2 separate regions of the Mus musculus genome follow, and region 1 is linked to region 2. The links are chromatin contacts, found by Hi-C or POLR2A ChIA-PET in ENCODE. All regions are on one chromosome and are shown on one strand. Each heading gives the region's core, a stretch centred on a gene start or an enhancer-like site at or near the end of the contact. The rest is flanking DNA. Distances are from core to core; before and after follow the strand shown.

Evidence for each region. Hi-C counts contacts between places; a loop is a spot of excess contacts on that map. ChIA-PET counts read pairs that join two places held with the same protein, here RNA polymerase II (POLR2A).
Region 1: a map of gastrocnemius shows a loop between it and region 2 (2.4-fold over the local background). The contact joins the enhancer-like site here to the promoter of Gas1 in region 2. A Hi-C loop is called at or near these places in 1 of 37 maps with a recorded cell type or tissue (gastrocnemius). POLR2A ChIA-PET finds 5 or more read pairs at or near these places in 1 of 5 experiments (Patski).

What each region holds. Positions count from the first base shown.
Region 1 is chr13:60,419,002-60,422,381 of GRCm38, reverse strand. No RefSeq gene overlaps it. Among named protein-coding and RNA genes, the nearest start is that of Gm35333, 14 kb to the left of the region's middle. Within about 2 kb of position 1,779, at least 1 of the 3 ENCODE cell types and tissues checked has a DNase peak (open chromatin) inside an H3K27ac peak, as active enhancers do; it is gastrocnemius, where a contact is called at or near this core.
Region 2 is chr13:60,176,222-60,179,541 of GRCm38, reverse strand. It overlaps Gas1 (growth arrest specific 1), which reads left to right and starts at 2,007. Exons shown (of 1, transcript NM_008086.2): 1 at 2,007-3,320. The coding sequence starts at 2,601.

The sequences.
Region 1 (3,380 bases), core at 530-3,029, 240 kb before region 2:
AAAACTACTTCTGGCTCAAACATTGCCCTTGGAGACTTCCGCGCTTGTGTTCTGTAGCTTAGACATGAGAGTCTCTCATTACTGGCAGACTTGCTGCAACTTTGAACAGAAAAGTATGTTAATTTATTTACCATTGCAACTTTGAACATTAAAGTATGTTAATCTATTTACCAATTAAACAAATGTAATATAAAATAAAAATTTCTCCATTTATCCTTTTATTGTTCTTCTCTTCCCCCCTTCTTTCCTTCTTCCCTTTATCTCTCCCTTCTTACCTCTTTTCCTTTCTCCCTTTTCCCCCTTCCTTTTCCCCTTCTTCCTTTCCTTTCCTCATATTTTCTCCTTCTTTCTCTTTCTCCTTGCCTGTTCCCCGCCCCCTCTGTTTTAGTTAGGGTTTTACTGCTGTGAACAGACACCATGACCAAGACAGCTCTTATAAGGGCAACATTTAATTGGGGCTGAACATTTACAGGTTCAGAAGTTCAGTCTATTATCAAGGTGGGAGCATAGTAGCATCCAGGCAGGCATGATGTAAGAAGAGCTGAGAGTTCTACATCTTCATCTGAAGACTGCTAGTGGAAGACTGACTTCCAGGTGGCTAGGATGAGGGTCTTAAAGCCCATGCCCACAGTGATACACCCACTCCAACAAGGCAACACCTACTTCAACAAGTCCATACTTACTCCAACAAGGCCACTCCTACTCCAACAGGGCCACACCTCCTAATAGTGCCACTCCCTGGGCTAAGCATATACAAACCATCACACACTCTCTTCTTCATTCTACAAAAGTTCTGGGCTCCTGCTTTCACTCTTGCAGTGATATGGAAGTGAATGAAGCAGCTACTGGCCCGGTTCCCAGGACTATTATACTATGATGCTTTATTCTGGACTGTGCTGGAACGGGAGTTTTATGCTAAAACTGGAAAAGTCCCAGCAAAGTGAGATAACACAGTCACTTCTAGGTCAGAGATACTGAGTGTGAATGGGTTTTCAAAAACAAAATGAACCAAGTGACTCAGAAACTGTCAATCATTTTGGAGATACTCAGGGTGGGAGCTCTGACCGTTTACAGAGGACTCTGCAGAGGTCAGGTTTACAGGGGCAAACAGGAGGCATGGTTAGAGTGGAGTTGCCAATTTCAGAAGCTCTTGGATCTTTCAGAGGGGACAGATCTGTGGGAGAAACAGAAGAGTAACCATGCTGACCCCAGTGAGCACAGTGGAGTATCAGAGCAGGGAAGGAGCTAAGAGGCTCTGAGGAACTTGCATGAATTAGGACATCAGCAGCTTCACCTCTGGTCACCCAGTGTATAGAGCAAGATCCCTAGAATGCAGGCTCAAGGAGGGGAGTGTCTGAAGTCACACAGCTCACAGATGGTGAGCCAGGAGCCACCCCTTGGGAGGGTACAGAACTCATACTTGTCACCTGCACTGGGCTGAGGTGACCTGGAGTCAGAAAGCACTGAGGACCTTCTGTGGTTTTTGCAAACTTGCAGCTTGGGGGTGGGCATACAGTTGTGGGGTGGCTTAGGGATTGTCACTGTGTGTAATCAGACCACTTCATTGAAAAAAAAAAGAACATTTTTGTTTCCTCTTCCTTCCTATCCTGGGTCTCATCCAGGAACAGGGTTCTGACCCCCAAAGCCACAAAGAGCAGAGATAATGTGCACAGCAGGTCAGTGTTGTCAAGGAGGCTTGTGGCGAGGAGGGTCAGGCATGGTCGCTGGCTGGGTGTGCATTGTACACTGCGCTTAGCAATATGCTGCTAAGAAAAGAAGGGCCGGCCTCCTTCTTTCAGTCTCTTGTTTGTCCGAGATCTTCCTTCTTGCCAAGTGGGGACAAGAAAGACGCACACATGCTGAGCCAGTGTGGAGAGAGGCAGAGGGCACAGGCTGCCCTTTCCTTTCTCTCTCTGTTCTCATGTTTGTGGGTCACATCCGGTGCCAGCATGGCCCTCTGAAGGCTAGGCTTGCTCTGCTGTCCTCCCCAGATGTAAGGAATGAGGGGGACCTTTCCCTTAGGGGAAACGTGTCATTTAATACTGAGGGCCATACATAAGAAATAAATGTAATATGAAAGACATAAAATTGAAAGTTTTGTTCAGGAGTTTTCAGTTCTTATATAAGAGAGCTACTGTATCGCGTAGATTCCAAATCAACGAATCCTAAAATACAGTTTTCAGAATTGTCTTTTTGTCCCCCCTTTGTCACCACAGGTTTCTTCAGCAACAAGAACTGAGGTCAGAGAGGTGGCTTAGCAATACTTCCGGCTTTTAAAGAGGATCTGAGTTCCAGTTTCTAGTACCCAGGTCAGGTAGCTAACCATTACCCATAACTCCATCTCTGGAGTCCATCACCTCTGGCCTCTGCAGGCATCTGCACACTTAATTTAAAATAGTAGAAATATATCTGAAAGAAAATATATGAGGATCAGTGGGTGAGGAAGATGGGCAAGATGGCTGGGGCAGAGTGCTCGCTTTGCAAACCTGGGGAACTGAGTTAGGATTCTCAACACCAATGTTAAAAAGTGGGGGGGGGCGCGGGGAGTAGCATACGCCTTTGATCCTGCAGTGAAGAGAGGGAGATGAGACTGCTGGGGTTTGCTGTCGAGCCAAATCAGAGAGCTCCGGATTCACTGGACAAGGTAAAGTATGATAGATAAAGACACCTGTGTCTGGCTGGTATTTGTGCGCATGCACACATGCACCTGCCTGCACATGCGCACAGATGCACAATGGTAGCATCAGGAGAAACTTTTGGAAATGACTCCTTTTAGAACTTTACATCCTTGTTTGCTTCCTTTTCCCCCCCATAAACCTAGTCAATACAAACCCATTTGTTGCACCCATGGCCCGAATAGTTTATGTAAATAATTAGAATTCCACTGTTCCTGAAGACAGACTGTGAGATAAGAGAAAAGGAAAACTATGGCATTTATTGGAAGCCTGGGGCTAGGAGGTCACCCCTCTCTGGCTTTAAGGATTCAGCTTCATCTTCTTTCCTTCTGAGACACTTGTGCCTTCCTCAGTTGGCCCTGGGGTGTCTCTGTGTGGCTGTGCCAAGTGCTGAGCAGAGCTGATCTTATCAACTGTGTGTCCTCAAGCAGGCTGCTTGGCCTTTCTGAGTTGGAGTCTTCTTACTTTTTAAAACAGGACGTGATGTCAGCCTCACAGAATTCTAGACTCATCTCAAGTACACACAGGCTGGATCTACACCAATCTGCCCACAACAGGCGTTTGCTGTGTTTTAATTATGTCTTTAAACCTCGAATACTGGTTCACAATCAGACATAATGAATACGGGGGACACACTGTGTTCAGAGCTTATTGAGACTTGGGGTGGTGTGATAGACCATGTGCCCTCTCCTCTGCTTCCATACA
Region 2 (3,320 bases), core at 758-3,257:
ACGCGCGCACACGCACACGCGCACGCACGCACATGCACACACACGCACACGCACACACACACACGCGCGCGCGCGCACACACACACACGCACACACACGCACGCACACACACACACACACACACACACACACACACCGCCTTAAATCTTGTTGGAAATGCAGACTTTCAGGCCCTCCAGGGTTTTAGCTGTCAGAGATTCAAAGAGTTAGGAATCCAGATATGAACACAAGGTCTCCAGATGATTCTCCTGCAGGGTGTCTTGAGAGCTCTCTAAAGAAGCCAGAAGATGCATCCCAGGGCTGGCTTTCTTCTTAGGAGCTCAGGATCACAGATTGTTAAGGATAAAAAAGGACCTTAGCAAGTGAGCAATCTGACCTCAAAGCAAGTGGCCTGGAGCTCTCAGGATCTAACTAGCTGTCCTTAAACTTGCAGCGATCCTCCCGCTTCTGCCTGGGATAAACAGGCTTGCTGTACCACATCTGGCTAGTTTTTAAGGATAGATTTGCGTTTGTTTTCTATTACTAAATTCATGGTCCTAACCATGAATTAGGGTTAGGGTAGGAGCACGGTGGCTTCACACAGCTCAGTCTGCCTCTCTCATCCTGTGAGGTTTCAGAGACAGCTTCCTCAGCCTAGGCAGCCAGCTTTTCCCAAAAGCCAGGTTAATCCGTCAGGCCCTCACTCTCGCCCTTTCAAACTCTTTAACTCTTTGGAGAGGTGGACAGTCCACTTTCTGAACGCACTGCAGCTGGGGCTTCCTTTGCTTCAGCAGCGATTTAGCCTTAAATTTTGTGACAGACTGAGTTGATAGTCTCACCATGGAAAGGGGAGAGGAAGGAGCCAGTTTTTGACAGGCCACAGACTCGCGGTGCCTCTAGTGGCCAAAAGCTGCATTGCGCCACAGTTAAGGTCGCTTGAGAGAGTCCTGCTCTGACTGCAAAGCCCGCTCTGCTGGTGGCTTTTGCTTTAAACACAGCGAGGAACTGAAACGTGCAGTTTAAAGCACGTAGCGGGTCAATTTACCCTCGTCCTCTGTGCTGTAACTGCAGCCAGGTGGTAGCGCTCAGCATTCCCAGGGTTTTTAATGCTAAGATTTGTCATTGCCGTTCGTATTTAAAAAAAAAAATCGTGAGTAAAGAAATAGTTTCAGTTCTTTGGATTTCTTAGTTTGAAAACGATGTCCAGTGCGAGGGCCTTACCTGCCGGAAAGGGGGACTGAAAGCTGGTGGAAAGTGTCCTTCTTGTGGTGGTGGTAGAGGTCGTGGTTGTGATGGTGGCTCGGTGTGTGTGTGTGTGTGTGAGAGAGAGAGAGAGAGAGAGAGAGAGAGAGAGAGAGAGAGAGAGAGAGAGAGAGAGACAGAGAGAGAGACAGACAGAGAGAGACAGAGAGAGAGACAGACAGAGAGAGAGACAGAGAGAGACAGACAGAGACAGAGACAGAGAGAGAGAGAGAGAACCCGTGTGTGCCCGCGCGCGCAATCTGTGTCTAAGTTTTTAAAGTCTTACAATGAATTCTCAAAACTCCCTGCCTTCGCTATACCCCCCGAGGTGATCAGAACTCAGAGATGAGGAGCCTGAAAATTAAAGTGACTTTCGAACTTTCTCGGATGCAAAGATGGGGGATCAGTAAGAATTAATAAAAGTGTCCCCCCACCCAAACAAAAAGGGGGCGGAGGAAGGGAACAAAAAGGCCGGTGGCTGAGCCGGATGCAGGCAGCTGGCCCTAAGCCCTGCCCGCTGGCTCTGTGCGCGAGCTGGGGTTCGGTATCCCAGCCTCCTGAAGAGTGGGAGGAGCTGGGCCTGTGTCAGGCTCCCTAAGCCGTTCCTTTCAAGCCCTGAATGCCTGAATGTGAGCTGCCCACCGCCCTCCCCCACTCTGCAGCCCCACTCCAGCGGCTCGGAAAAAAAAAAAAAAGTTTCAACAACAACAGGCTGGACCAATAGCAGCTCGCAAAGCCGGGGAAGGGGGCCGAGCAAAGGGCGCCGGAGAGTGGAGAAAGGAGAAAGCGGGCAAGCCTGGAGCGCGCGGGGCCAGGGCTCGGCGAGCCGGAGGAGCGTTGCTAATGTTTTTGTTTGTTTGCTTTTCTATGCATGCATAATGAGGGGGCGCCGCGGCACCACACGGGGGCTCCCGGCCCACTTTTGTATTTAAAGCCTCGCGGCGAGCTAGTCCGCAGCCGGGCTCCGCGGATCCGCTCCCCAAGCTCCGGGTCTCGGAGCAGAGAAACGCTCCGAGTTTCGGGGTCCTCCCTGCGCCTGGCGCCCAGAACTTCCCGGAGCGCGGCCCAGACCGGGGTAGAGGGGGAGGGGACCAAGCGTCCTGGCCGCGGGAAGGCGGGATGCCAGAGCTGCGAAGTGCTACGCGCCGCTGAGCCGGGAACCGAGGAGCCGCCGGCCGCACGACTGTCTGCAGGCGCCTAGCACCATGCACCCCCGGCGCCGCGCGCTCCTGCAGCTTCGCCGCGTCCCCCCGGAACGGCACTGAGCGCCTCCAACCGTCTACCGGACCCGGACCTGCGTCGCCGCGCTTCTCAGGGAGCCCCGGCCGCGGTGCCGGAGCGAACACCCGCCTTTACCAGCCGCGGGGCCGCCGGCATGGATGGATGAGGACGCCCATGCCAGAAGTGCGCGGAACTCGGACAAACTTTTCCAGCGGCCCCGCGGCCGCCACCCGAGCCTCGTCTCCGCTCCGCACCGCGTCCGGCGGCCGCTGCTGCCCGCGATGCTAGCCGCGCTGCTGGGCGGCGCCGGGGCCCGCACGGGGACCTTGCCGGGCGCCTTGCTGTGCCTGATGGCGCTGCTGCAGCTGCTGTGCTCGGCACCGCGGGGCTCGGGGCTAGCGCACGGCCGCCGCCTCATCTGCTGGCAGGCGCTGCTGCAGTGTCAGGGCGAGCCCGACTGCAGCTACGCCTACAGCCAGTACGCCGAGGCTTGTGCGCCGGTGCTAGCGCAGCGCGGCGGGGCTGATGCTCCGGGGCCCGCCGGCGCCTTCCCCGCCTCGGCCGCGTCCTCGCCGCGCTGGCGCTGCCCGAGCCACTGCATCTCGGCGCTTATCCAGCTCAACCACACGCGCCGCGGGCCCGCGCTGGAGGACTGCGACTGCGCGCAGGACGAACACTGCAGGTCCACCAAGCGCGCCATCGAGCCCTGTCTGCCGCGCACCAGCAGCGTGGGCCCGGGCGCGGGAGCGGGCTCGGTCATGGGCTGCACTGAGGCCCGGCGGCGCTGCGACCGGGACAGCCGCTGCAACCTGGCGCTCAGCCGCTACCTGGCCTACTGCGGCAAGCTTTTCAACGGGCTGCGCTGCACAGACGAGTGC